Linked DNA regions of Mus musculus: all the other regions are linked to region 1. A link is a loop called in an ENCODE intact Hi-C map of the cell type or tissue named here. Cell type or tissue: left cerebral cortex. All regions are shown on one strand. Links, peaks and the distances in the headings refer to the core of each region. The heading gives the core; the rest is flanking DNA.

Region 1 (4,513 bases), core at 325-4,324:
TGAGAGGGTTCTGATTTTTGTTTTTAATTTAATAAAATAAAACTTTATACAAGTCAGGAAACAACCGAGGTTATCATCATGTCTGTCCTCTGCACGTTGAAGTGTGTGCGTGTGTGTCTGAGAGAGAGAGAGAGAGTCAGAGAGAGAGAGTCAAAGAGAGAGAGAGAGAGAGAGAGTATAAACACACTATGTCCTTTATTCTACCCTTCTGAAAAGCTGCATCTTCCTTCTGCCTACAAGCATGGAAGCCTTCAGCCCCCATTGGCTTCATTTGGACATTAAGAAAACTTGCTACTAGGAAACTTTTGGGGGAGAAGGGAGGATGCTGAGCTGTGGTAGCCGTTGTATATGACAGGGACATTTATTTCCCATAATTCTTGCCCACGGGAAACACATCCTTTAATAAACTACATCAAATCAAGTTAGACATCATCCAAATCTCAAGGTATCAACTTCTCCCGGAAGCTGAAGAGCCCCCCCCCCCCCCCCAGCTCAGGGCCACTGAAGGATTTAGCACTAGGCATTCTGGTGGGAGGTGGAGGTCGCGGTCCCTGCGGGGTCCTGGGTCCCCAGAGTCTCCAAGAGGAGAGGTGAGCAAAGAGAAGAGGGAGAGAAGCTGGTTGCAGGAAACCAGACACGCTTTTGAATTCTGAGCTGGGCCTGAGAGTCAGGATCCCACCCCCTTGCCTACCTTCAGGCTCCAGCGAGCACCGCGGCGTCCTCCCTCAGAGCCTCTGCAGCCACAGCTGCACTGACCCCTGCCTGCTAGCCCGGGTCCCGCAGAGCGCGCCTGCCCCGCGCTGCACTCTCCACTAGTTCCCAATTGAGAGGCAATCAGCAAGGCGATTAACATCCACTGTGCGGGCACCCTCGTCCCCAAACCACGTAGCTAGCTCTTCTTCCTGCGCTCACCGAGCTTGGTCGCGCCGCAAAGGGTCACCCGGGGAGTCCCCGGCCGCAGCTCCTTCCTGGTGCTCGCCCGCTACCACGCCGCTCCTGCCGCGCCTCTCACCCGCGCGCCGGGCGATTCGCTTCCCGGCAGGCCTGGGGACACCGAGCGGGGAGGATCGATCCAAACGGCAGATTCCCCGGGAAGACAGAGAAACTTTGATGCCGCCGCTGCACACGCTGCGGGAGAGGAAACCAAACAAGTTGCAGGTGCGGGTTCACCGAGGCGCCTTCCCCAGCTGGGAGAAAAATCACCCGGCGCCCGAGCCCGGGAGACAGCTCTCTGCTCCGCGGGCGACCGCGGGCGCACCTCGCGGTCCCTGATCTGCTTGTGCAGGGGAAGGCACGGGGACGTCTGGGGTCCACTGTCAGACGCGAGTAGCCAACGCGCCTCCCGCTGCTTAGGATGCTGGCACCCGGTACTGATGGGACCCAGACCCAACGCAGCGCCTGGGAACAAAGGCTTCCAAGCTGTCGCCTGCCCAAGCGGAGAGGCTTTCTCCCTCCCCGCAAAGTGACTGCTCCAAAGTCGTGTCTCTCCTGCGCGGGGACCCGCACGTTTAAAGGCCCCAGCGGACGTCAGCGGCTGCCGGGCCCGCGGGGCGAGCGCCAGGTCTCCCCGCCCCACCGGTTGCAGCGCTCGGACGAGTCTGCCGCTGGGGCCAGAGAGGGCGCCGGGCTTGGGGGGTGTCGGTGGGAGGGAGCGAGGGTGGCGCACGGGGTCCGAGTCCCACGGGTCCTGCAGGGCGGCACCGAGCGTGGTGCGCTGGAGGAGCGGAGCGGGCTCTGGCCACTATGTGCGCGCGCGCCGCTGGCTGGATCGCCCAGGCGCTCAACACCTGGTTCTGGGAAAACACACTTTTCTGGTTTGTTCTTGAGTCATCGCTGATTCACTTGGAGGAGCTCAAACCCACCGAGACATCTTTTAAGCTGGAAAAGAAAAAAATTAGATTGATCGGTCTTGAAATTCCTATGAAGGAAGGCAACACCACGCTAACTTCCCACAGCCCCCACTGCCAACCTAGGGACAGTACGCGGAAAATGTCCACGTGTTCAAATGTCCCACATGCATCCAGCCCCACATACCCAGACACAAACCTATGGCCATCTTACTTTCCAAAACTCATCAATGACTTAAGAGCTTTTGCAGGGGGGAATAGTATTCCAAAAACAAAACCAAACAAAACAAAAACCAAGCTTGCGCTAAACGACATATTCCAAGGTTTCTGTAGGAATTTCCAAGTTGGCGTGGAGAAATTCAAATAACTTTGCATATCTGAATAACGAAGTCTGTTGCACACTGATTTTTAGGATTTCAATCACGAAGGCGTGATATTTTAGAGATATAGAGTCAGATTAAGCAGAAGTTGAATCCATAATTTGGGAGGCAAAAATCCCCCATTTCTAGCGCGTTTTCTTACACCCCATTCAGGAAAAGTCAAGATTGTCACAGCTCCAACCTTAGAGGTCTATGCCCTGTCCTGGGTTTCCCGCAGATTCCTGGTGTCAAGCTGAGAACGACAAAGGATGCAAGATCTCAACACCTGAGGAACTGGAGGGGCAAAGTCCAGATGCAACTGGATTTTCTCCTCTGTGAACTCCCTTCAGAGTCTTCACTTGAAGTCTTTTAAAGCGACATCATGACAAATTCCTCCAGACAGCAGGCTCCTTTTTTTATTCCACCTGTACTGCCCGGCATGTCTCCCTCTAGCGGCCATGCTCGGGAAAACAGGCTCCATGGGCGCTTTAGCTCCCCACCCCCTTTCCTCCAGCTTCCTTTTCTGGTTCTTCTGTCTTCCCTACTAGCTTCCTCCTCTTCCCTCCCTAACTAACCCGCACCGTTCCGAGGACTCTAGACCTAACAGCCCCCACCAAAGCGCGCGCGCGCGCGCGCACACACACACACACACACACACACACACACAGGTTCCTACCACAAAGGTTCTGCCAGACTCTCTGGGAAGTGCCTCATTAACCGAGGCATTTGGGAACTTAGAAAACAGAGTATTTTTGCTCTGGGTGGTGAATTCCTTCGGAAGATTTGGTGAGGAGGGAAAACGGCCTTACCTATTTTCTAGAATCATATACTGGCAGATCATGTCAGCACTGGGGACCCTAAGGTAGAAGAATCAAGAGTAGTTCCAGGTCAGTCTGGGCTACTTAGCAGAGCCCCTGCCTTAAACAAGGATGCAAAATAAGCAGAACAACAAACAAAACGAACAAACCTGGCAGATCAACTTTAGTATTCATTCATTCATTCATTCATTCATCACTTAAAGAGTTTGATGGGAGAGTAGCGAAATCAGCAAGTCAGGGGTTCACTGAAACAGTCCTTCCTGGTTGAAGGAATAGGGACCAAGAGGGAGACAGAAACCCTGGATTCTGCATTCTATCTTCTGCTCACCTGCCTATCCATCTCTGATGTCAGAAGCCTGGTCTTGGCCAACGCTATGAAAGAAGCTACTGGGTTTACTATCTGCTCAGTTTGGATCGGGACCTGGGTAACAGGAGCACAAAAACACTCAGATCCACTAAGTGGACAGCCACTAAGGCACCAGGTGGTGATGCGCCTAGTTCCCTAGAGCCACCAAGATAGAGGCTAGGAGGCGGGGCAGTGGCTGCTTTACCCCAATCATCATTAGGGAGGCGGGGCAATGGCTGCTTTATCCCAATCATTAGGCCACCTGGAGAAATTGGCGACACCAATTTCTAGAGGACATGGTGCACCCAGCATGTAGCACTTGAGCAGGAGAAACTCCCCCAAAGTGACAGCATCTGGAGTCGCTGCCCGCTGCATTCCTTTCAGAAGCTTGTGAGCGAAGCTGCTCCTATGAAGGATAGAAGGATGCTCCAAATGGCCCAGTTGCTACTGGGAGGTTTTCTAGCCAGAAGGTCGCCCCTCCTGCCTCCATAGAGCCCCAGGTGCCTGACGCTTGGCTTTCTCTGCGCATCTGCTTGGACCCGCCCAGGCCTTTTGCCTGTGCTGTACACGCCCCGCACCATGGTGACCTGCATCACCAATGCGCAAGCGCAGATGCAGATGGACATCTGAGAGCAAGGTCCTGTCTAGAAGCAAATGTTCCTGCCTTCTCTCTGGCTGGCGGCTTCGGGAACTCGCCCTACCTCCGCCCTCCTCCAAGTCTCCTGTATGGAACTGTGGGAAAGACACTTTTCCTCTTGGGTGCAGAGAAATGTAGCGAGCATGGGGTCTGTCCGCATCCCCAGTAGCCCTGGAGACACATACTAGGGCAGAGCCTAGGAGAAAAAACAGCAGGGCACTGAGTGGTTTGTAGTTCTTATAATCGCACATCGCTCCCGAGGAGTGACTCAGTGTTTGCCCCCTCTGTGTGGACCTGGTCCATCTGGCCAGATTCACCTGCAGGGCTGCCCTGGAAGAAAGCTATATCTAAGTAGCACTACACAAGGGAGGTTGGACATAATCCGGGGTTAAGAGGAAGCTTTCTAGAGCACAGAGAACAAACTTCGAGTTTCCTCGGAACCAACGGGGACTTCTACACTGGAGACGAATTACCATGGAACCTCCCCATCTGACTTAAAAATGCCT
Region 2 (4,513 bases), core at 204-4,203, 74 kb after region 1:
GAATTACAGTGCAGACTGGTGACCTGCATGGAAATGCTATTAAAGTCCCTTACCTTTGCATGCTAACTTAAAAAGTAATACAAATAAAACTACAGCCTTTGCTTTAAAGAATCATATAGTTATATATGACATTTAATATAAATTTGTTCATTCGTTTTTACTTTCTCTTTAATAATTTGTAACAGCTATCAGCAATTAGTTGTCCCATATAATATAAATTCTTAATCCAAGCACTCCATTAAATTACAGGTGAGGAAAGTGTCTACACCACACATCACATTTACTTAGTACTGATCATGCTGACTATTCAGGCTCACAAAATTAACCAGCATTTTCACGAAAAATACCTGCTTGAAAAGACAAATTTTGAAGCATCTTTCACACTCTCTTACTAGACACTTCCCAAGGTTAAGGTTGTAAATTCCAACACTGACCTGAGATAAAGGGTTCCTTCTTCATCCAACACTGTTGGTTAATTAGCCAATGAGCTTTCATCTCCTCCTGCAGCCATACTTATATATTTTACAAAAAGTTATGATATAAGATAAACTATGCACCATCTCTGTGAGATCCATTTGGATTCCTACTAGTGTCTACAAGGTATCATAAGGTTTTTATTCATGCTGTTCATTTGTTTTTCAAGCTGCATTTCAATTTTTGTCCTCACACAAATGGTTGCAATTTAGGAGGTTCGATATCATATCAATATCAAGGTCAATTTAAAAATCAAAATAAGCACAAAAATAAGCAACTATTATTTTACATGTTGACAATTGCAATGAATTAATAACACTGGACTCATTCAAGCAAATGAAAAATAATTTTAAATTGTATTAAAACAAAATATTTGTGAGCTTTGTAGTAAATATTATTCTTTGTAATAATAAAACATTAAAATTAGAAGAATTAGTAGTACTGCTATTAGTTCATATATTCATCAGATTTCATTTCTATTTGAACAGATTCATGTTTTTCTTAATAGTGAATATTATAAAACACAAGGCTTTACGATGTTATTAAATTTGCATTCTGTTAATCACGTTTGATATTTTTGGCAATTGAACTGGCTTTTATCAGTAGACTGTAATTATATATTTAATTTAGTAATTAATATTTGTAATAAGCAAGTACTCTATAGGAGCTAAGGTAACACTGAAGGACAGACAAAGCCTTATAAGTTACAATCATGCATATTTCATCCCAAAGATTTAAACAGATAATTCTTCTTAGCTTGAAGCATGTGCACTTTTAACAAAAAAAGAAATTAAAAATAGAAATTGTCAAATGAAGTCTTTTTTCCACATGATTTTGAACATTTAGACAAATAATAATGCTGTATAATTGGTAATCTCATTATCTCCTTTCCATTGAAGGATTGGATATGACTTATTTAATTTAGCTGAGTTTCTCTTCCACAGCAGCAAAGCAGGACATTCTACAAATATATTTCCTCCTGGACTGGGTATCAGTATGAAAATTTTAAAAGAAAAAGATTATGCTGGGTTTCCTGGGATGTTCTAAGGGGCATACTTCATGAAGAAATACTATTTGAGAAAACCTATTAAAACTTGGTAGGAATTGTGGAAGTCTATGGAGTTTACCCTGTTATCCGTTCTGCTATTCCTGCATCCCTATAGCAGACTTGCAGCTAAAACACAGGGTTCCGTCATTACTGCCCAGTTGAAGTTAAGATATTATAGCTGCAGAGCTTGGGACCTCGGCAATTAGGCTCCAGTTCAGCTGTCTCCTTCAGAAGAAAATCGTAGGAGGGTTTGGCAAGAGTTGGAGGCTTCCTTCTGTCTCTAAGCCCACCATGTGGTGCAGGCATGGCATCTCAGTACTCTAGAAGTAGAATCAGGAAGATAGCTAGGCTAGCCTAGACGACAGAGTAAAACTCTGTCTCAAACAAAAATCTATGGTTTTAGTGAAATCCAAATTGATGAGAATGCAAGAGAAAGTTGCTAAACCACATGTTAGCTCTTCAACCAGAGGCAACTGGGAAAGACAAGGAAGGGACCTCGAGTGTGAGCCCAAACTTCAAACTCTGCACTAAAAAAGATCCTCTCTTTAAAGGTGTCAGGCTCCCAATGGACCAATCCAGGTATGTATCCGTTTGTATATTACAACTCTGTGGTGATGGGAAGCTTGACAAGTGAATGCAATTCAGAAAGAGTCAGAGCGAGCCAAGGCAACAAAGGTTATGCTGGGTTTCCCCACTGGTCCCTCAATGTGAAGCTGTGCTTCTAGGAAGCTTTGACATCATCTTCACTTTGGGAGGAAGTAGAATTGATCAAAATAGTCTAGTCAGTTACCAAAACAAACACACAAGTGAAAAACAATAATAATGGCTGATTGGAAGCACTTGCTACTCTCGCAGTCCAGGTTCTTCGTGGCATCCATATCAGGTGTTTCACTACTGTCCATAACTCCAGCTCCTGGTACTCCCCTGCACTCTTCTGGCAACCAAGGATACTGCACCCACCAGCACAAAACCAAGCACAAACACTCATAAGCCGCACATCATTTTATAAAGGATAGAAACCAAAACGTAAACATTAACAAAATTGACAAGCCCATGTAAAAAACAGAGTTGTCTATCTCACAATGTCTATTCAGCACTGTAGGAGGTTTTTGGCTGGAGTAAAATGAAGCAATATTTTAAATTTTAGACAGCAATTAACCATGCCTGTTAGCAAATAATAACATACACTTGAAATCCACTTGGAGTGGAAATTTCTGGTTGTGTCATGTGATGCTTTTTTGAAGCAGACTCATGTGAAGTTTTGCTGGAGCAGACCCATGAGAGGACTCGTGATGTTTGTAGAGAATATCAGTAGAACCCAACAGAGAGTGATGGCTCATTTGCATTGCTTGCCATGAGAGTCTTCCTTGGTCTCCAGGGGTCACTGATGTCCACTTTGTTGACAGAGGCATGGCATAGAACTTCTCCTAGCTTTCTGGTTGGCCTCTGCTCACTACAGCTGATTCATGCTGATTGAGCAGAGGCCTGGCTGTTTCTGCTGGATCATGCCACCGATACTGATTCATGTTTGGTGACACGTTTGAACTGGACTGCTGGCATGCTGACAATAGAGATTGGAAGTGCTCCAAACAACTACTTCTAAACAGGTCTACATCCCCTTGTTCTAGTCACCATCTTTCCTCACCTACCTTTGGACTGTTGGCTAGAAGGGCAGTGGAAGCATTTGAGAACCCTTACTAAAGTAGATTTTGAAAACTCTAAGCCTACATCCACTTATAATGCAAGGTTTTTATTTAGAAGATAAATACCCAGAATTCCCATTTCCCAACATAAGCTTGTGACGAGCAATCTAAAATGAAATCATGAAGGCAACTTCATGCACACTAGCATAGAAGGAACAGCATACTAAGTCAAGAGTTGAACAAAGAAGATGAAATACTTTATTCTGCAAACTTATAAAAGAAACTCAAGATCCACAACATAAAGAAATAAAATGGTTAAAGAATGTAAAGAAAGAAATTAACGGTTGGTACATCAATCTTTCTCCTCTCAAGGCTCAGAGGGTGTGTCCTAAAAGGTCAAAGGTTAATAGCTGGTGGAAGGGGAAGTGATTTATGAATCGTTGTCCTCTGGACATGGCATGACTAACACATCATTCAACAAAAAGCATAAGATCTGCACAAGATCAAGCCAGTGAAAGTTCTAGCATGGATAGGAAAGGGGTTCCTGAGGCTCATCCCCAAGTCTAGGAGCTTTTTGCAGGTCATGGTTGCTGAGGGAGGGAACCTCACTTCCCCTTGGGGAAATAGGTTACCCATGACCTAATTAAGGAGCCCATACACATTTGCACATGGCATCAAAACTTGGACTCAGTGCGATGATGGTGATGATGATGATATAACGATGATGATGATGACAGTGGTATTGATGGTGATGGTACTGATGGTGATGGTGGTGGTGATGGTGCTGATGGTGAGGATGTGGTGGTAGTGAAGGTAGTGATGATAGATTCAACTTGGAAAGGGATGGGTTAGAGGTTCATAATGGGCACGAGCTGAAGGCACTGTGGAGTTGAAAGGTTGGAAAAATAAGCATCATTACATACGCGCAGGAAAATTTCAGAAAATTAAAAAGAATATACTTTTAAGTAGCCATCATATCACATATCAAAACTGCTAAAACAACTTCTTTGAATGGAATAATTGGCAAGGGATGGATTGTCATAAAAGCATTTTCCCCAGTATTGAACACAAAATGGATTTATAATAATGTTCACAATTATGACAGGTGATTTCCCTTTGTTGAGATGAACTTTTAAAAGCTTTACCTGTTGCCATGACTTGTGTTTCAAAGTGGAACATTAATTGCAGAATCCCTATTTAATTTTCTCTTCACACTGAAATAAATGAAGTATAAATCCAATATTTGGATAGTCTGTCTGCTAATGGTGCTAGCTCATTTAAAGACATCTTTTCACTTATATCTAAGCACAAAAAGAACCCCCATTATTCTTTCCCCCAATGAAAAATT
Region 3 (4,513 bases), core at 200-4,199, 1.2 Mb after region 1:
AATATGGCAATCAATGGTGCATTTTATTTTCCTCCTTAGTAAAGACAGTGTGTTTTCCATGTGACCATTGACCATTGACACAAGGCATTGATATTAACAATGAACAAACATTAGTGAGAATCAAAAGCTAAACTGCAACAATCATTTCCTTTGTTACCAGACTCTCTTTAAATTCTTGCTGCACTCCACTGATGTTTATAAATGTCTTAGTATAGGCTGTACTGTGCATCTCCAAAATTCATGTACTACCTCCTAAACTCCAGTATCTCTACTAGGGGAGAGAAGTTATTTGCTTTTCAACATATTCTGAAATGTAATATATTACTAAATCCAATAATATACTATACATAATATACTTATATATAATATAGTATATAATATTGTATATATAATATACTAACTCTACTAAATCTCACTCTCTATATAATATACTAATTATTGTAAACATCACTCTCTCTATAAGATACTGACTCTCTCTCTATATATATATATATACATATATATATGTATATATATTATGCATATATATATTATACATACATACATACATAATACTAACTCTAGTAAATTTCACTATATATATATATGTGTGTATATATATATATACATATATATACATTATACTAATTCTAGTAAACCTCACTCTAATACCTGCTATGTGTCAACTACTCAACACTGTATGAAGCTGTTGTAAAATGGAGGCAAGGGATCTTGTGATCTAATTAACAAAATAGTGCTATCTACGCATAGTTTGCCTAAGTTTGATTATATAGTGTTGCCTGTATATGCATGTGTATGAGACCATTTCCTGTATCATGGGCAGCCCCTACATGCCCACATCCCTGTGAGCACTGACCCTCTCTCCACAGTAGTCATCTGGTACCACTCTTAAAGGCCAAGAATTTGCACACCCAAGTTTTTCTTGTCTGATTCTCTGTGCAAATTAAAAGTAACCGAGTTTTGTCAAGTGCATAATACTAATTACAAAATAATAATGATTATCCCTATATCTTATTTTCATATTTCATGCAGTATTCAAACTATTTATGACACTGTCCTGCCTAAACCTTCCAACAGACATATGAATAACTATCAATATCCTTTTCACAATGAGGAAACCAAGGCCTAGGATAGCTAAAGAGTCAAAGAGCACGCCCAAGTTCACAGAGATAATGAACACAGAAGCAAAGATCTTCCCTGATCTAAAAATCAGCTATCACCCACTCCTCTGCTTTTCCAGTCGAGGCCTACTGTGAAACTCACCTAGCAAGATGCCCTGGAGCTGGAGTTACAGGTTGTTGTGACCCACCCAATGTGGCTACAAAAGCTGAAATTGGGTCTTCTGCAAGAATAGTCTGTACTCAACTTCTCTCCTCTCTCTCTCTCTCTCTCTCTCTCTCTCTCTCTCTCTCTCTCTCTCTGCAATGCTGCTATTTTTTTTAACAAATCATGGTTTTAGAAACTTTCAGATCCACAAAAATAATGCACAAAAAAAGTTGTTACACGCACACTTCCAACTTTTTCAAAAACAACGGCCACAAAATTACTGTCCTATCAGTGGCTTGAATTAAACTGCCACCTTACTTTCCAATGAAAGCTAAAAATAATTCTAGTTTACTTACATTTATCAAAAGCAAGGACAACAAATCATGAAAGAGAAAGGAGAGTCGAGAGAAATGATAGGAAGAGCTAAAAATGCTTCTGTTTCTGAGAAGTGTTACATTTTCAAATTATAGTATTCCATCTTCAGAACAAACAGTGAGGACAGCAACAATGTCTGGGGACTATTGTAGAGATGTTCAAAATGGGAACAACATAAAAATCTGCCATACAACTTTAATGTGGCTAAATAAATCCTCAGGTTGTTAAAAGTTGTTTTATTGTGCTTGGATATGTTTACAATTAAGCCAATATTTTCCTATGAATTTTCCAAGTTCTTGGAGACGTGGTTTCACCATCACTGACACACAATTCTGCTGAATTTGTGTTGAAACTTGGAGAGCCTGGACTGTATGTCAGAATCTGTGGACAAGAACCATGTCAAAAAAATCAGTTATTGCTTGCCCAAGCTTTTTCGCTGTACAGATGAACTTCATCTAAACAGGTTAACTCCACTCAATGCTTGTCACTTATAAACAAAAAAGGGTTTTACCTGCTTATTAAAAAGCTTCATAAATAATAGAAGACCAATCAGAAATCCTGTCAATTCCTTGTCCTTTCATTATTATCATTTGATTTGCATCAGAGGAATGAGAGAGGACCTTCCCCTCCTGCCCCAGCCCCCAGAGATTCTCAGGAAGACAGATGAAGGATGGAAAGTGATCACAGCAAATTCTATCAGGACAAGACCTAGTACATAGCCTAGCAAAGCCAAAGGTCGCCACCTAGAGGTGTCAGAGGTGCACTGTCACTTATTTGCAGAAAAAATTGTAATAGCATTTTGTAAGCATTTCCATGAGAAGAATTGATCGCTGACGAGCTGGCAGCCTGCCCAGCTCTGCAAACGGGTGTGAACTCTCACCCTGCTCTGATGCATTTTAATGTCGTGCGAGTACGTTCAGCAGACACTGCTCAGTCGATCCACCTTGACTTCTTTCTGTTGGAATTCCTAAGACAGCTGGATGAGAGCCCCAGCTCTCCCACCCCTGAGCTGTAGACTATAAAGGCATTCATTTATTCTCTAACCTGTGCATCTCTAACATGAGACTATCAGACTTGCTTAACAGAAATACCATGGAGTCCAGGTCAAATGCAACCCGTGGCTTCGCCAATTACCCTGGGAGAATTATTTTCCTTCAAAACTCTTTGCTTGCTCAGATGGACGATTTAAAAGATGAAGGTAACCATGGTATCTCCCTCAAGGAGTTGTTAGAGATTAAATGAAAGGCTGGTACTCTGCCCTAACCACAGTAGCAGCCTAATGGAATCCATGCTTGATGGCTGATTGCTTTCTGTTTGTTTGATCCCTCTTAGTCATAACCTTCTAACAGCTCAAATAATTTGCCTAAACCATTACACACGGGTTCTACACAGATCTTTTAAATCCATATGGCAATTAGCTGAACAAGTCTACCTTCAGAAATTTGGAATTTTCATTCATTTTTTCCCCTTCATTGGCTAATTTGAAGCCATGGAAATCCTAAGTCTACACCTCTTGGGAGACCTACTTAGCTTTGAAGCAAATCTAATTAAACAACTGAACTCAAAAAAGATATCCAAAGAAAAGCCCACGTGCCTCCAAGTACTCCTGCCCCTTAATTCCATACAGATCGAAATTTGCATTGGAAATGAGATCCATAACGTGTATGTTTTTAGTCCACAGGATTCAAGTCCTGTATTTCTGTAGATTCCATGTGTGCAGCATTTTTAAACAATGACTGTTTGATAAAAAGACTCCAAAGTTATTCTCTATGCAGATGTCGCTTTCATGTTTTTGAATACAGATTCTAATTACGTAGTGAAATATTTTCATCTCTCATTCTTTGGAAATACTCCTAATCTACCAGTCATCCACTTTTGTACTTGTCTATCTCTAGTCACATTACTGAAGAAATATTTAGAATCCAATGGAAATTGAATTGCTCAAAATATATTAATGTTTTTGGATCGAGAGAGAGAGAGAGAGAGAGAGAGAGAGAGAGAGAGAGAGAGAGAATACAAGATCCCATTCTGAGCTATTTGGACATTCTGTGTAGCAAGAATATTTTGTGTATTGCATGGATGCATCTCCTGTCAGTTAAAAATCCTATGGCCTATAGGAAAAGATATAATAGAAGGAGGGACATCTGGGAAACGAAAGAATTCTGCAATAGAGCCAGATGGGAGATGTGCTCCAGATGATGCAAGGAGATGGCACATGGTACCCAAGCACAGGTAATCAGCCACATGGCAGAATGTAGGTTAAAATAATTGGGTTATTTTAGTTATGATCTAGTGAGAGTAGAGCCTAGCTATGTGGCCAAAGTCTGTGTAAATATATTTTAAGTCTGAGTCTTATTTCTGGAAGCATGGGGCTGACAGGAAGGCTGTCATCTTCTACAGTTTTGTCCTTTCGTTCCGGCCCACACGACTTTATGAACTCAGCCTTGACTGAGCAAGGGCTGAACTCAGGTGCAGGATCTAGGCAAGCACGACTGCTCATAAGCATAGATTTCTTTTAAAAGGCAAAGAAATGAAAGCCAACAGGAAATGTTGCTATTTTTTTCCTATCGGGTCAACTTGCTATTTAAAGCAGGCTTTATGATGACAATTTACTCGGAAACCTGGAGCCCTTCTGTCGTCTTTGAAAGTACACAAGCAAAAACTGGTTTTCCTTTTTTTTGTTTTGTTTTGTTTTGTTTTTTTGTTTTTGTTTTTTTTTTAATGAATTAAAAACAGAGATAAGGTCGCCATCTTGGTTCCGGGACTCAGCAGAACTTAGGAAATTAGTCTGAACAGATTAGAGGGTGCGCCAGAGAACCGGAGAGCTTCCGGGACGGGCAGAAGCACAGAGCCGCTGAGGCAGCACCCTTGG
Region 4 (4,513 bases), core at 176-4,175, 86 kb after region 1:
CAAAACAGCCTGGTAACTAAGACAATAGCTTTAATCATGTTTTAACTTTCCTTCTATTCACCACACTTATAAATGACCATTTTTTTTCTTATTAATGTGCCACACTACCCCATATTTAAAAATTATAAATTGGTCTTGAAAACATATTTACAAGCACACTTGTATATATGCAAATTTGTAAAACAAAACACACTCTGACACTTAATATTCCCATACAATTTGCTTTTTACTTTATTTTTATGCACATCATCTGGGGAAAGAGGCATGGATTTAATATTCCTTCATTACCAAGTACATAGTATTTCATTTTGTTTCTGTGATGAAGGTGTTAAGGATTTCCAGTTTGTGAATATGGCTCTTGCTAATGTTTTCACGGGGAGATGTGACAAATAACTGTTGGTTTTGTATTTTTATAAAATGGGTCTTGTCTTTAGTATCCTCATAGACTTGAAATTGTTCGACAAAATAGACCTATTTTAAATATTTAACTATCTTCACATGTTTTAAAAGGAGTGGGTTCTTTTTCTTGTTATACTTTGCTTTTTGTGTTTGTTTTTCTTTGGACTCTTTTATTTACAAGAAACACAACCTGACTCGGACTGAGTTAAACAAGAACAAACTCATTAAAGATATTGAGTATCACAGTAGCTCATTAGAAGCACTAAGCAGCAAGCATCATAATCCTGAATCATTTCATAGAATTACTACCAGTATACTGGTACAAAACAACAACAAAAGCAACAACAACAAATGGAGGTACCTGTCCTTAGTACTGTGTGAGGAGCTTCATCGATCAAGTTTGATAGTTCAGCTTGAGTGTGTTGAATTGTGGAAGTTAAGCCATGTGAAAATGTGGCTGGAAAATCACTGTAGCATACTCTTGATCTTTACAGCTCCTCAAACAGGAGTCTGTGACATGCACATATGCAAAACAACTTTCTAGAAAAAAAAAAAAACAAAAATGAAAACAGGGCCAATACTGGTAGCTTTAAGGACAAATCAGTCCTGGTTCGTTGGTAGCAGGATAGATGGATGGACCATGAGGAGCCAGGGAATGGAGCAGAGGCCAATGTGGAAGAACTTATCAGACCAGAGGGGCAGTACCAGTCAGTTCTATGTTGACACAGAGTCACAGGAGAGCTTTGAGCAAAACAAAACACAAACCCCACAAAGGCTAACTTATATTGCCAAATACTCAATCTCTCTTTAGTGTTGGAAGCCCGGGATGAGGGGAGGATCAACATCTTGGAACACAGAATGCAGGCTGGCCAATGGAGGCTAGTCTATGAAATAGTAGTCTCCTCTCCCAGAGCAATTCAGGAGAACTGGTGATTAGCCTAAAGCCTGTGGCTGTCACTGGGAGGTAGAAGTTGAGACAATATTTTTTACTAAATGTTAGGGAAGGGAATACAGCAAAATGTGGGTGAATGATAATTTTAAACTTTCATCCAAGACAAATAGAATTGAGGGCACTCGTCAGTGGGATGTGCAAACTTCACATCTAGGATGGAAGAAGCCATAAACGTGAGTTGAGGATATGTTCATTTGAAAATGTACGTTGGAGAGTCAAGTGGGACTGGAACTTAAGGAGTTGAACTAAGAAAGGAAAGCAAGGATGGGGATCACCTTTCCAGAGAGAGTAAAGGCGAGATAATCATGGAGGTCATTAGAAGAGGAGGAATGGGGAGGGAGAGCTGGTAGCGATATATAGAAGAAAAAAAAATACTGGAAGCTTGATTTTTAGAATGTTCCAATGTAAATACCCTGAGCTGAAGCCAAGGAACTAATGGAAAAGGAGAGGTATTAGTAAAAAGAGAAAATGAAAGTGTGCAGTACACAGTACTAAGAAGCAGAAATGACAAGGTTGTGCAAACTATCTCCTGGAGCCTCGTACAAGTATAAAACCATTGTAAGGGTGAGGGAAACTAAGTCCTAAGAAGCCGAGTTCCCACCATGGTTTGGGGACTTCAGTGAGGGCGGTGATCACCACAGTAAGTTAAATCATCAAGCCGGAGAAAGACAACTGGTTCTTGTTTCCTCTTCTACAAGGAATGTGGGGTGGGGGAGGGGACAGCCATGAAAGTAAAAGAGTAAAGGATGCTGGGAAGTGGACACAAGGGTAGGGATGGCCAAGGTGACAAGATCCATATACGGATGTCACAATTAAACTATCATTCTATACAACTAATATACAATGATTTAAAAATAAAGGGGGCGGAGAGAGACTATGGCTTTCTGGTGGCACAGTACTGCCACCTGCTGGACATAGTTTGTAAGCTTTATATCAGGATGACAGACCCACAAGGTTCCCAGCTGTGAGCTTCAATGGGAAGTGTGTCACATACAGCAGACAGAGGCTTCTACGCACTGAGTTGCGGATTTGGCTGGATGCAAGTATGCAACCCTGACAAATGTCGTTTTGAAATTATGGGAGTGAAAGTCTAATGGCTGTGTGTTTAGAAGATAAAAAATTTGGAGGTAGCTATGTTTTTATCAAGAGAGGAAAGATGGCTTGGGCACTGTTTAAATGGAGACTTGTTGAAGCATCTGGTAATGAAGGATGACGAAGGAAGGGTTGAGATGGCCTCGTTCTACAATATGTGAATGCAGGAGGGATGCCGCCAGCTGGTGAAGGGAGCCACCTATAGTGAGAAGCAGAGTTCGTTCTGGGAGGAGGTGAGACACCTGGGAAAGATGCACCAATCCCTGACACCATTAATGATACTCTGTCATGCTTGCTGACAGGAGCCTACTAGCATGACTGGTCTTTGCGAGGCTCTAACCAACAGCTGACTCAAACAGATGCAGAGACCCGCAGCCAAACATTGGATGGAGGTGGGGACTCTTACGGAAGAAGAGTTGAGGGAAGGATTAAAAGCCCTAAAGGAATAGTAACTCTACAGAAAGATCAACAGAAGCAGCTAACCTCGACCCTTGGTAGTTCTCAGAGACTGAGCTACCAGCCAAAGACATATACGAGCTGGCTCTATCCTCTCACCCTGGCACATATGCAGCTCAATCCCCCCCCCCCCCCCCATCTGGGTCCTCGCAACAACTGGAGCAGAGGCTGCCTCTAAAGCTGTTGCCTGTCCGTGGGATATATTCTAGCTGGGCTGCCTTGTCTGCCCTCAGTGGGAGAGGATGTACCTAGCCCTGCAGAGACTTGATGTGCCAGGTGGGTAGATTCCTAGGGTTTTGCCCACCATCTCAGAGGAGATGGTGGATAGGGGAGGGATTCTGTGATGGGGTGACCAGAAGGGGGCAGCATTGAGAATGTAAATGGTTGAATGAATAAGTAAATAAAACAAAACCAAAATCCAAATCCTGTATTTTGGATGTAGAACGGGTAGGGTGTGATCATGAGCCCCAAGATCAGCAGAAGGTAAGGCTGAGAAATGAGAGTAAACAGTGCACTGGCTAGGTCGTCTCACTGTTACTACCTGTCTTCAGGTGCATATTGCTATCTGGAGATTCTATTGTTCTCGAATTGATGCACTTTAGTGTACTTTATTTTTATTTTACTTAGTGATTATGGACTTACACTTGCCGAGGCAACACTATTTAACAGAAAACACTCCTATTTTCTTGCCCCCATTAGTATATACACTAATATACTAGCATCAAAGGACTTAGAAAACAACAGGTTCAACTTGTATTTTTATCAAGTAATTTACTTTAGAATAATTTTATATATGTATATAGCAATTTTATCATGCTCACACTCCATTAACTTCTCTTATCACTATCTCCCACCTAGTGAACCCCTTCTTTTTCCAATAAGCACCTCTTCCACTTTCTTTGTGTGTGTGTGTGTGTGTGTGTGTGTGTGTGTGTATCACACCAAGAGTAATTAGGATTGCTCACATGAACACGGCAGAAGTGTTATTGACAGAGGCACTGTGAATTGTCAGCATCTACACCACTGATGAAGATGCCCCCTCTCTGGCCAACACTAACTGCTAATATCTTGATGAGTAATTGGTGATATGAGAATAACTCACTGTACATTTGTTTCCCTCCCTTCAGACATTAGTACATGTTTTTGCCTGATTTTCTCTCCTTATTTGAGGGACACATTGCAATTCATTTGCCATAGAAATGGGTGATAAGAAGCTAAGCGATAAGGCAATCACTAAGCTGCCACGTCTACTTAGACTTGTGGCTTGTACCTCCTTTGTCTGATGTTAATCTCAAATTAAAGTCAATTACCTGCCAATTCTGTAATCTTCCTCACATCTAATACAACGCCCTAGCTATCTCATTGTCATCTTTTCCCTTAGATACCATCTCCTAATTCCTCTTCCTTCTAAGATGATGGCTCCCATAGACTCAAATATTCCAAGAGTATAACGAGGCTGATGAGATAAATTGTTAAATCAATACACATGACTCCACTCCAGGAGGGTCAAAGCCCTCTTATCTCCACTACTGAAACAGAGTTAAAAATCTCAGTAGAGTTTGTGGGTCCAGATTTTACCCTTGAATAAAGTATTCCTCCCATCATTTATTTATT
Region 5 (4,513 bases), core at 367-4,366, 1.6 Mb after region 1:
TATCTGCCACACCAGGGGACTAGAGCACATTCCAAGAACATTTCTGTGTTTTAAAGAAACTGGGCACACAGGACTCTGGTCTTATTTTCTTGACATGTCCATGCAGATGCTCAGAATTCCCTTCAAGTTACTCTGTTCTTGGACCGTTGTCTAGCACCAGCCCAAGATAATTTGGCTCTAGATCGACAACATTCTACCTTTCTAGAATCATGAGGTTCTTTCTAATCAGTAAATCTGCTTCACTGAATCTTTAACAAGGTATGGCTTTTCTAGAAACTTCACATGAAGTTGAATGAAATTACTAGTGTTGCCAGAGTCTAAGGACTCTCTTGCTCACCATTCAATCAGAAACCCAAGAAAATGAAAGAAGTTTATCTCCAAGTCAGGTCCTAAAGAGAGGCAAGCCTACATCTCAAATCGCTTTCTCGGGGAGTCTTGGGATACAAAGAATATAAGGAGAGTACAGACACGCAGTAGGTGGCGAGTCGATGCACTGGGTAGGGTCTTTGTCACCCACAGGAGTGTCTTCTCACTCTACCCTGGGGAAATCCTCACAGTTTGCTCTCCTGAGCCTGGAGATGAGCCTGCCTCTCTCCTGCAGCAGAAAGGGCCAACAGGAAACAGCGCGAATCTGAGCTAGCTTTAAATGAACCCTTCTAATTCAGAAACGTCAAAAACCTTCACCCAAAGGCCACCACCTCATCTACACCTCGGCAGTTTTTTTTCACCTATCATTGTTTTTGTTTACTGCACTCATTTTGTTTCTAGGGATGCCCCTAGGACCGCCTGTGTGCTAGGCAAGGTCCCCAACGCTGAGTCCCTTTTTCACTTCACGTTTTGAGACAAGAGTCTCACTGAGCTAGCTGCTCAAGGTGCCCTTCAACTGGCTCTGCAAACCAGGTGGGCCTTGAGCTTTCTGTCCTCTTGCCTCCTGTAGCTGGGGTGGCAAGCTTGTGCCCGCCGGCTGGTTCTCCATTCTCGAACATCAGAAACGCTGGAGCGGTTTTTATTAGAAAAGTCCAGAAATCTTTCCAATTTATTTTTCCGAGCTATAATTTGTTTCCCACCCTCCCCACCCCCCAAAAAATACACGTTTGAAGTGTTTTAAGCAGAATCTGGTCATCTCAACCCATTTTATTTTTTTTTTCCCATTCTAAAATAGTTTATTATTTTACATGAATAAAATCTAAAAACAATAGATATAAGCACAAAAACTTTAAAGTTTCCCTTGATTATAAATTGAAACATACACTCATATATGCATTACTTAATAAACATATAGGCATAATTGATCACAGGATATTATAATGAAAATAATTTTAAATATTCTTTTCGTAGATGAGGAATTGACACACAACTGTTAGATTTTTTCTGAATATCCAACATACTAAAAGGAGGGCTTGCCTCCTGTGGCATGTAGTCTTTTTCTGCGAAGAATGGGGTAATACACTATAGAGTGAAGAATCATTTGAAGATGACTCAGAATGTATTACAGGAAATAAGGAGGGCATGTTTAAATTACTTATAAGAGAAAGTGTCCTAAAAGCAAGAACAATTCAACAATGGAATAGCTATCAAAGAGGTCATTGAAGAAGCATCAATAAGACATTCCAAAGGAGATTAAACATAATTCTAAAGGGAGTAATATAAGTGCCTGGCAATAACATCCACTAGCTACAGAGGTCTGAATACAATGACCTGTCATTTTCCCCACAGCCCTTGTGTCTATGATTCACGTAAAATAATCATGAGAGCAAATAGAGACAAGGTGAGCATCAAAGAGGGGATAGGATGAGACAAAGCAGGACCACAGAAGTGGCATGGCAGCATGGAAGATTCAACCCATTTTAGAATCCAGCTTTCTCCCAAAGTTTCAGCCTGAGAGACGGGCGAGACGGGAATAACGTTGCATGCACCCAGAGTGCCACCTAGTGTCTGGAAGTGGAAGTGACAGTCTCCAGTCCGCAGGGCTTAGTTTAGCTGAAAAACCAGCCAGGTGTTCTTTCCCTTGAGCAAAGCGGGCAATTAGGTTGTCAGAGAATCTGCAGGCATGGTGAACTTAAACAGTTGGGGATTTCTTGGGTATTTAGGGTGTAATTATATAATTAAAGTATATGCTTTACGTTCTAGTTAGAGCATAAGGGCTCAATAAGTATCAGGGTCATCTATAATATAATTTATATACAGAGATAATATAATTATATAAACGTTATATAATTATATAATTAAATTATATAGTATATGTTTTAGTTAGAAAGTAAGTGCTCAATAAACATCAGCTTAATACATAATATAATAATATAATTTATATATGTATATAAATTATATAATTGTATAATTATATAACCAGTATTAAATTATATAGTACATGCTTTATGTTCTACTTAGAGCATAAGTGCCCAATTAATATCAGCTTCATCCATAATATAATAATATAATTTTATATATTATATAATTTATATAATATATCATATTATTAATGTTATATAATTATACAACTAAGTTATATAGAATAGCATATCCTTTATGTTCTACTTAGACCATAAGTGCTCAGTAAATATCAGCTTCATCCGAAAGGGAGTCCCAGTTGCACATATCTTACCATCGTGTTAAAAGAGAAGAAGAAAGAGGACCACCCCTGCCCTATTCCAATGACTCTGTCTCCTGGTCACCCACAGGGTCCAGTCTTCCTCTCCTGCAGCTGCTGCTGCTTTCTGGCAGCCTGACGCTATCACTGTCTCTACAGTATCAACTATGTCTCTTCTGAACCCTGTCCCCATCACTAACCGCCCCTCCCGTGACCCTTCAAGTGAGAGAGAATGGTCGTCCTGACACCCAAGATCACAGTAAAGCTGACACCTCCCCGTTCCCATCACCCACCGCCCCTGCTCCCCGCCACCCCAACCCCAACACCCCCCCCCATCTCTCCCACTGGGTCCACAGAGACACCCAAGCTCCCACCCAATGCCATCTGCATGCCATAGCCAGGGATCTTCTCCTGCCATTCTCTCCCTGTTTGGTTTAGTTTCATTTCTGAGACACAGTCTCACTATGTAGCCCAGAGTCTCATTACGTAGCTAGAACCAAACTCTAAATCCTCCTGCCTCGGCCTCCAGCGTGTCGTCGATGTTATAGACAAGCCAGAGTCGCCCAGCTTCCTATCCAATCTCCAAAATGTGTTTCTTCATGACAGCGTCTTTTAGTCCCCAGAGCTCATGTAGTATTTTTCTCTTTTTATTCAATGTAGGCTTCTCTTGATATGCATGTCTTCTTATCTCACCTTTCAGTTACTTAATTAGCTTCTCCCCCTCCCCCTCCCCTGCTGGACTCCACATTGCTCAAGGGTGCCTGCTCATTTGCAAAGGGTGACAGAGCAGTCAGTACTTAACATAACAGCACAGGCTGCACATCCAAATTGCCTGGTGTAGCTCTCTGCCACTCGCTGCCTGAGTGCATCTGGCAAGCATAACTTCCTTAGGCTTTGTTTCTTGATCTGTAAATGTTCTATATTTAGAAAGGTTAACGCATGCCAATCCGAGGTCCACCTTTACCACACTGAATAACCATCCAGTTTTTTGGTTGGTACTTGAAGGCAATAGACGCCATATTTCAAAGTAAAGCCATCACAGAGCTCACAAGGTGGCGGGGAGGGTCGGAAACCAAATCAGCTTGGTAGCCAGAAAAATGGAAGATAAGGAAGACAGATTTTATGATGTGATAGAAATCTGTGAAATCAACCTTATCAAAAGCCTATCGCCGAGGAGGCCCCAGGAGTGAACTTAACGCTGTCGTTTAGCTGACTTGTGGTGCCGAGATGTTGTCTGAATAGTTAATGTCCATCCCCACAGATGAATGGTGCTCACAACCTTAATCAGAAAAGCTTTTCTTTGCAATGCGCAATGCTGGGTGAAGAGGCCACGCAGCTGCTCAGGTGCCGCAAACAAGCGAGGGCTGAGCCCCACCGCTCTATACCACCACATAAAGAGAAGAGCCGATGTGGGAACAGAAAGATCGGGAGAGAGGCTTGGAAATGCTGGCTTCCGGGCATGGCACAGCCGAGTGCTCATAGCAGCTGTGACTGTCTACAGTCGAGCCTCCCAAAACCATGTCTATGAATAATCAATCACGAAATGGGAAGGGGGCCGTCATCCTGCTCACCCCTGCTGAAGTAGTCCCTGCGGTCCTGACTCCTCCAGGATGGCAAGCGTTGCTTTAAAGAGGAATAGCTGCTGCCCTGGAAAGTGGAGCAAGACAGGGCAGACATAACTCTGACCTGAAGTACACTTGTGACAGAGAAACAAGTTTCTTTAGGAAGCTCCAGAGTAGACAGGCCTTCAGAACTGTCTCAATGAGGACAGGGACCTGGCTTCTGTCCCCACCATCACCGGGAGTCTCCTCTGGGAAGGAATGACAGTGTGCCGCTGCAGTACCACTGAGGCTAGGAGACCTGAGAACAGACATTGTATCTACAATTGGACATCAATACCCCACCTAGCCTGTGGCAGAGCCCACC
Region 6 (4,513 bases), core at 132-4,131, 1.7 Mb after region 1:
GATAGATAGAGAGATAGAGAGATAATTCATAGGTAGATACATAGTTATAAAAGATGATTCATAGATAGACATAATTGATAGATATATAATTGAATATAGATAGATGATAGATAGATATAATAGATACATGATAAATACATAGATACATAGTTATAATAGATTATTTATAGATAGATACATAAAGTTGATAGATATATAGAGGTATAACTGGTAGGTACATAGATAGTTATAAAAGATGATTCATAGATAAATAGATAGATAGATAGATATAATTGATAGATATATGAGATATAATTGATAAATAGATGATAGATATAATAGATGATAGATACAGAGATACAGAGATAGTTATAACAGATTATTCATAGACAGATACATATAATTGATAGATATATAATGTAATTGATAGATACATAGTTATAATAGATGATTCATAGATAAATAGATAGGAAGATATAATTGCTAGATATATAAAGATATAATTGATTGATAGATATATAGATAAATAGTAAATATAATAGCTAGATGATAGATTCATGGATACATAGTTATAATAGATGATTCATAGATAGATAGATAGATAGATAGATAGATAGATAGATAGATAGAATTGATAGGGATATAATTAATAGAATATAGATACATAGATAGTTATAATAGATAATTCATAGGTAGATACATATAATTGATAGATAAAGAGATCAATTGATAGATGTTTGATATACTAGATAGAGGACAGATAGATAATAGGTAGATATAATGTATAATATGCTGTATGTGTATGCCTCTGTGTGTGTGTGTGTGTGTGTGTGTATGAGTGTGTGTGTGTGAGTGTGTGTGTGAGAGTGAGTGTGTGTGTGTGAGTGTGTGGGTGGGTGTGGGTGGGTGGTTGTGAGAGTATGTGTGTGAGTGTGTGTGTGTGTATGCCTGTGTGTGTGTGAGTGTGTGTGTGTGTTTATGCCTGTGTGTGTGAGTGTGTGTGAGTGTGTATGAGTGTGAGTGTGTGTGTGTGAGTGTATGCCTGTGTGTGTGTGTGAGTGTGTGTGTGTGAGTGTATGCCTGTGTGTGTGTGTGAGTGTGTGTGTGTGAGTGTATGCCTGTGTGTGTGAGTGTGTGTGTGTGTAGGACAGAGGTCCATGCTGAGCATTTTCCGCAAATGTTTTCTTTTCCAATTTACTCTATGTTACTGTAATTTTTTTAAAAACCCTCTGGCCAAAAGCAACTTTGGGGAGGAAGGACTTACTTGGCTTACACTTCCAAGACATAGTGCATCATTGAGGGAAGTCAGGGCACAGCACTCAGGCAGAAACTGTTTGCTGGCTAGCTCTCAGCTCACAATCACTTAGCTTTCTTATAAGCCCAGGACCACCTGCCTAGGAATGGTGCCACCCAGAGTGGGCTGGAACCTCCTCATCAATTAACAATCAAGACCGCTCCCAACACTCATCCCCATAGATCCACGGAGACTCTTCTCAAGTTGTTCTCACGGTGACAACTTGAGATACTGCTGACTAGAACAAGGTCTTTCAGTCTGAAGCAGATCAATTAGGCTAGGTTGTCTGGCCATTGAGCTCCAGGGATCTGCCTGCCTCTGCCTCCCAACATTTCTGTTACCTCAGGGCTCTAAATTCACATTTAATCTGTCTCCAACTCTTCACCACTGAGGAGCAGGAGGTCGGGATCCCGTGACTTTATTCCATTACCGAAATGAATTGAAAGACTACACAAAATCATCCCCAGCCAAGCCATCAATAACGTGAAAACATGCTCCCTGGGGACCGAAAATAGATGACTGCTTCAGTGTGAACATCCTGTGTGGGGAATGACTCTTAATTAAAAGAGCCATCTTCCCTATTAAGCGGTGGCTGCAAACTTGCTCACCAACTTTTAACAAGAGCATGCCTGCCACCTAGTGTCCAAAGCCTGAATAACACCCTCTGGCATTCAGAGGACCGTTTCAATTTTCTGGTGGCTAAAGGCCATGCAGGCGGCTATAGGGATAATGAAAAGTGACGTTCCTGCTTAAAATCTATAAATACACAGTCACGCCATTATAATAAGTTAGGCATTTATTGAAGTCTGTGAGAAATGCATCTAGCTAGGCACGATGATGCACAACTGTAGTCCCCAAGCTTAGGGAGCTGAAGCATGGGGGTCCTAACTTTGAGAGCAGTCCAAAACAATTAATGAGATTCTGTCAACTCTATGATGGAGGGTAGTTACAGACGGGAGCTGCAGGCTTCAATCTAAACTTGAGTGTGTTCTAGGTGAACTCCAGTAGGCTGCTTAGTGTCTTAGAAAATTAGTTTCTCATCTTTAAAAAATGGTATAATAATATTATTAATGATAATAATAATAATAATAATAATAATAATAATAATAATTTAGGATAACTATGAAATCCGCTCACCTATCTCACAGCCTGCACCATCAGACAGTGGTAGGGGGACCTCTAGGTCTACCAAGTATGTGAGGAACCCAACATTCTGTCCCTGGTACCGTAAGTCACCTTGCCTATACACAGGACAAAAAGTAAAGATTTTGCAGAATCCAGGACAGCATATTTTTTTTAAAGATTTATTTATTGTTATGCATAAGTACACTGTAGCTGTCTTCAGGCGCATCAGAAGAGGGCATCAGATCTCATTGTGGATGGTTGAGGGCCTCCATGTGGTTGCTGGGATTCGAACTCAGGACCTTCGGAAGAGCAGTCAGTGCTCTTACCTGCTGAGCCATCTCACCAGCCCCGCCAGCATATGTTAAACATTAGATGCATTTGTGTTCATATAGCTCAATAAAAATAATAATTTCCATGATATAGACGCATGTGAGCAAGAACCCAACAGAGATTCTGCCCACTAGTGGAAGGGAGTGAACAGCAGCCTGTCAGCCTACACCCTTCGATCAGTAAGATTCCAGTCTACCATTCATTCACAAGCCACATTCCTACTGTCATCATAGCAAGTTCTCCTCTGTGCACCTCCCCCACCCACCCCCGGGGGTGGGAGGGGCCATGACGGGATGGGGGAGGGGCCAAAGCATGTCCAAAGCCTTCCTCTACCTCAGCTAGCCTTGCAAACTCAACCCCTACTGATTCTTGTTGTCACAAGTCTTCCTTCCTAATCTGCCATCTGTCTACCTACTAGGAAAATGCCCCGTCCTGGGGGCCAGAGAGATGCTCATCAGAGAAAGGTGCTTGCCTCCAAGAGATGTGGTGGAAGGAGAGGACCAAGTTCTCCAAGATCTCCTCTGACCTTCACAGGAATGATGTGGAACACACACACACACACACACACACACACACTTTTCTGCTCCTTTACTTACTAGAGTCTTAGCCCTACAGGGATCTTGCTAATCCTCCCAGCTTATGCAAATGGCCCCCACAGTTTTCTGGCTTCAGTTTTGTCCTATCTCCTTTAGGGGAACTTCATCATGCCACCACTGCCTGGAGACGCTGACCACAGAACTCTGACCTCCAGCCTGAGTTGGCTTCACTTGAATGTTCACAGGTGGGTGGGTGTGCAAATGTGCGCTTCCATTGTGCTGGTGCCCCTTTAGGACACGACTCTCATTTTCAACTCAATGTTAAGACACAGTCATTGAGAATGTAAGCTGTGTGGATACAGTGCCCCACGTTGCATCCTTGTTAGCATCCATGTTGAGCTTGAAGTCGTTGTTCAAGCATGCTCGTGCACAAAACTAAAGAAACAAACACTATTGAAAGGAATTCCACGAGTCAAGCACTCTAGACCTTTCTACACGCAGTATCTGAAGCATAAAATCCACCCGGGAAGGTAAATGTTCCTTTTTCCTTATGAGTATGGAAAATTACTATCCAAAGACCTTAAACAATTTTTCCAAAGAAATGGTCAAATTCAAATCAGAGCTTGCAGATCTGTCTCTAAATGTGGTGTGTTGTAGCATGTAATGGTTGACATATACTTGGCCCAGGGAGTGACACTATTAGAAGGTGTGGACCTGTTGGAGTAGGCGTTGCCTCGTTGGAATGGGTGTGACTTTGTTGGAGTGGGCGTGGCCTTGTTGCAGTGGGTGTGGCCTTATTGGAGGAAGTGTGTCGCTGTGGGTGTGGGCTTTAAGACAAAAAGACCACCAACAGATTGGGAAAGGATCTTTACCTATCCTAAATCAGATAGGGGACTAATATCCAACATATGTAAAGAACTCAAGAAGGTGGACTTCAGAAAATCAAATAACCCCATTAAAAAATGGGGCTCAGAACTGAACAAAGAATTCTCACCTGAGGAATACCGAATGGCAGAGAAGCACCTGAAAAAATGTTCAACATCCTTAATCATCAGGGAAATGCAAATCAAAACAACCCTGAGATTCCACCTCACACCAGTCAGAATGGCTAAGATCAAAAATTCAGGTGACAGCAGATGCTGGCGAGGATGTGGAGAAAGAGGAACACTCCTCCATTGTTGGTGGGATTGCAGGCTTGTACAACCACTCTGGAAATCAGTCTGGCGGTTCCTCAGAAAATTGGACATAG
Region 7 (4,438 bases), core at 1-4,000, 440 kb after region 1:
CAGGCATGGCTCACATCTTCCCGCTTCAACCATTCAGCCCACACCCTACCTACAACCCAAGCCTACTCACGACTGGCATCTTCAGAAGCCAGAGCATCAGGGCTCTGCTCAGTGTCCTCCTGAGCCAGAAAAGTCTGTAAGAAGTTCACTACTTGAAGCTGGCTACAGAGCAGTTTGTCTTTCTTCCGCGAGTTCTGTTTACCGTGGGGACAGAAGCAGGGATTAGTCTTCCCTTCTGATACTAGAGACCAGCCATTTTGTTCTTCCCCATTGCTGCCCACTATTTCAAGAGGCTATCCCAGGACCAGCCCCGCCCCCTGTCTTCTGAAACGCTGGGTCCCACTTTGCACATACATACCCTCATAAACTCCTCCATGATCTTGGCAGGCAGCTCTGCTTCTTCCTGCAAGCCTACAGGTTCTAGAATGGCTGCTGCCTCAGCCAGAACCCTGTAAGGCATGAGTGAGATTGTGCTATGGTACCACACGAGCTCGAAGGAACATATGCAGTGGCATCTATGTCAGGAGGGTGCCAATGCTCAGAGGCTACCCAAGGGTCTTAAGGGACTTTAGGCTGAGATCAGAAACACCATGTACCTGGACAACATACAGTAGCAACTAAGCGCCATGAGGAAATCACCTGAAATACTGGAGGATAGGGACTGTGCAGACATGACTACATGTTTAAATAGGGGGGGTCACAATGGGTAAAAACTCGATGAATCCGTCTGAAAGCAGCAGGGGCATATATACAGAAACAGAGAAAAGCCAAAGTTCAGGCAAGCCTTGGAAGACATGCTAGTAATGGCTGATCTCAGAACGTATGATGTGTAACCCACCCAGCCTTTCCAGATTGGCTGGAACAATCCACTAGAGGACAGAGATACAGATAAAAAAATACTAAAGAAGAAGGTTGTGACAGAAGGTCCTAGAATGGTAAAGGGTTGGTTACGACATCTGTAATGGAGCTGGCTTTTTTAGAATACTACGCCACAGGGCTCAGGGTGGGTGAGGTAATGTCCCTCAAAGGCAGCATCCGACATAAGGTGACCTACGTCAGCCATCCAGATGTATCACTCCGCATACAGAAAGAAGTCCCTGCTTAGTCATACCCCTGCAGCAGAATGCCACAAAGACCCTAATAGGCATCATTCCAAAAAAGAGACGTTGTCACACAGTCAAATTCTGCACTCCTGAATTGAGGCGACATCAACCCTCAAAGGCCACACTCATGGAGTAGGATGACAGTCTTTTCGGGCTGCATTATCTTTTCTAATTGAAACTGCTCCTCGGGGCCTACACTCCAGAATCCAGGTGACATCGTCTCTTAGGGCCCGCACTCCTCAGCTAGGGTGACAAGATCCCTCAGAAGTCGCACTCCTGAACTAGGGCGCCACTGTCCCTCCGCCGCCACTGCCCGAGCCGCCGCCCCAGGCCCTCGCCTTCCACACTCACTCTTTCGTCGCAACAGCGTTGTTTTTCTCCGCAACAGCGTTTTTCTCCGCGTCCGCCATCGTTCTGTCGCTCACCACGCCTTTGGATTCTCCTGGACTGCCCGCCTAGGTCGAGATTGGTTTCTGGGTAAGTGGGCAGGACTTTAAATGACGTCACCTCTTTTCATTGGCCGGAGTCGATTCCGGTCCCGCCCCCGTACGCAAGCGTAGGCGGTTTTTCGGTTCTGGGGGCTGGCTGGAGGTTCTGAGCCTGCGCAGTAGGAAGCACTGATAGCTGAAGGCCAGACAGTGAGAAAGCAAAATTTGGTGGGTGCAGACACCGGAAAAAGGCTATTATCTGTTCCAGTAGTCACGCTTTCCTATTAAATGTACTGCTGCGGAAGAAAGGAGGTGGGCCTCTCCTCCACGACGCTGAAGAATACTGATCTTATAAGTAAATACTATATGAGTTCAAAACATTGTGCTTTTAAAGACCTTAATCAGAGATCCCAGTTGGGTCTCTTGTGTGGACAAGTCCCAGCTGAAACTGAGGGTGGGCGTTGGTCGCCAGAGTGCAGGAGGGAGAGAAAGAAGGCTGCACCTAGAGAACCCAGAGCCAGCAGCTTTCTGAAATACTCTGCTGAATCCTGAGCTGTATCTGAGGAAATTTCCTGAAGGGAATTTTAAAGATGCTTTGGAGATTAAAGCAGAGTCGATATTAGATACCATTTTCACAGATTGGTATTGAAGAATGCCTACTCAATGGTGAGCAGATACACCACTGAGAAGTGTCGCCTTGCGACTGGCAATAAATAACCCTACCTACGTTGAGCACTGCTGTGGCACCATCTAACAGATTAAAGGAATGAGGCCTTAACAATCCCTTAAATGTGAGACCAACTAGACTGCAATAATGAAGATGAGGTTACAAAAAAAAAAAAAAAAAAAAAAAAATCACCAAGCAGTAGGTTCGGCTTACAATTCCTGATCTTTGCTTAGTCATTCCCAGGCATGACTAAAAGAAAATTCATTATTAGATGAATAAGTCACTGTTTAGAACAGAAATGGATGTTAAGACATCAGACAAGCAGAACATCTTTGTGTTCCAGAGAAGGAGTAAACAGAAACCAAGATGTGCTACAGATGTGGGCAAGAGGAACTCTCATGTTACTGCTGGGTGTGTTTTGAAAACAATGTTTCCTCAAAGGGTTAAACATAGAATTACTGGATGATCTATAATTTTCCAAGTATAATTACAAAGGAAATTAACATATAAACACAAAAATGCACACAACACACGAAATCTGTAAGAGCCAAAAGTAGAACAAACCTGTCATGACACAAGGAATGAGAAGAACTACTGTAAATGGAATACAAATTTATAATAACCAAAAATGGGGTATTATTGTATGGGAATCTAGCAATGAACCTTGAAAAAATGAAGCCAGGTAAACAAAATTGCAGATTTGATTCTTTCTTTCTTTCTTTCTTTCTTTCTTTCTTTCTTTCTTTCTTTTTCTTTTTTCTATCTTTCTTTCCTTTTTTTTTTTTTTCCTTGTGTTTTTCCAGACAGGGTTTCTCTGTATAGTTCTGGCTGTCCTGGAACTCACTCTGTAGACCAGGCTGGCCTCAAACTCAGAAATCTGCCTGCTTCTGTCTCCCAAGCACTGGGATTAAAGGCGTGCACCACCACTGCCCGGCCTGATTATTTCTTTTATGTAAAATATACAAATAAGGCAAATCAATGAAAGCAGAGAGTGAATTAATACTTGACCAATAGATAGGAGAGGGAAGAGAAAGTAAGGTAAGGAGAAATCATTGAGAGGAACTGGAAAGGCATAGTGTCTTTTAAAGGGTTTAATAGAAATATTCTAAAATTAGATTACGGTGAATGTTGAACAAGATATATAAAAGGTTATTTTTATGCTAGAAACAAATGTCATAAAGCTGTTACTTATAGATGTGACACTAGACAAAGACCCGCCAACCTTATCAAGATGGACATTGTAATATGTGAAATTTGATGGCCTCGGTGGCAGATTAAACATGGAAATCAAATTAATAAGCTTTAAAGCATAGGAACCACGCAAAATGAGCATCTTTTTAAACAAATGAAACAACTTGGGTCCAACACTAGTAAACTGAGACACAAGTTCTTACAGCTTAATATCCTTTTAAATAAAGATCCTGAGTGCAAGACAATGAGGTAAGAAAAAAAAAAAAAAGCAAAGAAACAATGCAAAGACTCACAACAACCCCCACATGGAAATTTAATTATAAATCCAAAACTACCAAAACACCTCAAATCATTTTGTTGCGATTTCAACAACATTTTGTTGGATTTTGCAACTGTCATGGATCATAATGTAAATATTCGTGGTTTCGATTAATCTTAGGCGATCTCCATGAAGGGGGTCATTTTGAAACCCCTGAAAGAGTTGTGAGCCCCACAGGTTGAGAACCACTGCCCTAACACAAGAACCATGAATGAAATGGTCACTGCGTACCATAATTACTTAACTTAATCCAAGACCATTAATAAAAAGAAAATACCATAAGCAGATGGCAAAAGAAGGAAAACAGCTGCATGTAGAAAAACAAAATAATGAATATAGGAAGCATTTTGTTAGATATACTCAAGTAAAGAAGAGGAGGGAAAGGAACTTCAAAGAAAAAGCAAATTGACCTTGGTTTCTATATGCAGCAAATAGTCTTCAAAACTGACAGGTAACTAGAGGCATTTTTAGCCTGGAAGTAGAAGTGATTTTTTTTTCCAGATTCACACTCTATAAGAAAGATAAAATGCATTAGGTATATGGAAAAGTGACATCTGCAAATGTGAATATGTACAGAAGAGTAGAAAGTACCAGATATGGTAGCTATGTGAGGAAATACGTCTTTTCTTAATATTAAACATTTATAAAATATTAATGGATAGGTTCAGACAAGGAACAGATGTGGTAATACACACAGATTTCTAAAATATGCTCTAGTCTTAAGACCCAG

The links. Peaks named below come from ENCODE experiments on the same cell type or tissue, not always from the same donor. Only the 100,000 strongest peaks of a DNase experiment are listed, where the experiment ranks them.
Region 2: a loop joins it to region 1, with 2.6 times the contacts of the local background. A loop is called at or near these places in 2 of 42 quality-filtered maps.
Region 3: it touches region 1 in a loop (6-fold over the local background); 2 of 42 quality-filtered maps call a loop at or near these places.
Region 4: it touches region 1 in a loop (2.8-fold over the local background); 2 of 42 quality-filtered maps call a loop at or near these places.
Region 5: it touches region 1 in a loop (5-fold over the local background); 5 of 42 quality-filtered maps call a loop at or near these places.
Region 6: it touches region 1 in a loop (3-fold over the local background); 2 of 42 quality-filtered maps call a loop at or near these places.
Region 7: a loop joins it to region 1, with 7 times the contacts of the local background. A loop is called at or near these places in 5 of 42 quality-filtered maps.

Annotation. Positions count from the first base shown.
Region 1 is chr10:73,096,395-73,100,907 of GRCm38, reverse strand. It overlaps a transcript of Pcdh15 not described here. Among named protein-coding and RNA genes, the nearest start is that of A330049N07Rik, 12 kb to the right of the region's middle. In left cerebral cortex, for the core only: a CTCF peak has its summit at 2,653 (motif pointing left); DNase peaks (open chromatin) are centred at 1,713, 2,677, 3,606, 3,973 and 3 more places; H3K4me3 peaks cover 3,580 bases; H3K27ac peaks cover 2,300 bases.
Region 2 is chr10:73,022,760-73,027,272 of GRCm38, reverse strand. All of the region lies in intron 1 of A330049N07Rik (RIKEN cDNA A330049N07 gene), which reads left to right. Among named protein-coding and RNA genes, the nearest start is that of Gm34776, 52 kb to the right of the region's middle. In left cerebral cortex, for the core only: a CTCF peak has its summit at 2,472; a DNase peak (open chromatin) is centred at 1,765.
Region 3 is chr10:71,855,700-71,860,212 of GRCm38, reverse strand. No RefSeq gene overlaps it. Among named protein-coding and RNA genes, the nearest start is that of Gm22937, 40 kb to the left of the region's middle. In left cerebral cortex, for the core only: a CTCF peak has its summit at 2,383 (motif pointing left); a DNase peak (open chromatin) is centred at 2,401.
Region 4 is chr10:73,009,832-73,014,344 of GRCm38, reverse strand. The region is part of intron 2 of A330049N07Rik (RIKEN cDNA A330049N07 gene); the gene reads left to right. Among named protein-coding and RNA genes, the nearest start is that of Gm34776, 39 kb to the right of the region's middle. In left cerebral cortex, for the core only: CTCF peaks have their summits at 2,250 (motif pointing left) and 3,242 (motif pointing right); DNase peaks (open chromatin) are centred at 2,255 and 3,337.
Region 5 is chr10:71,477,551-71,482,063 of GRCm38, reverse strand. No RefSeq gene overlaps it. Among named protein-coding and RNA genes, the nearest start is that of Gm34486, 47 kb to the left of the region's middle. In left cerebral cortex, for the core only: a CTCF peak has its summit at 1,940 (motif pointing left); a DNase peak (open chromatin) is centred at 1,934.
Region 6 is chr10:71,420,202-71,424,714 of GRCm38, reverse strand. No RefSeq gene overlaps it. Among named protein-coding and RNA genes, the nearest start is that of Ipmk, 75 kb to the right of the region's middle. In left cerebral cortex, for the core only: CTCF peaks have their summits at 1,920 (motif pointing left) and 2,876; a DNase peak (open chromatin) is centred at 1,891.
Region 7 is chr10:72,651,994-72,656,431 of GRCm38, reverse strand. Zwint (ZW10 interactor) reads right to left here and starts at 1,586. Exons shown (of 8, transcript NM_001293683.1): 1 at 1,455-1,586; 2 at 359-449; 3 at 71-194. The coding sequence starts at 1,513. In left cerebral cortex, for the core only: no CTCF peak of the experiment used is centred there; DNase peaks (open chromatin) are centred at 55, 1,100, 1,636 and 2,221; H3K4me3 peaks cover 2,190 bases; H3K27ac peaks cover 2,277 bases.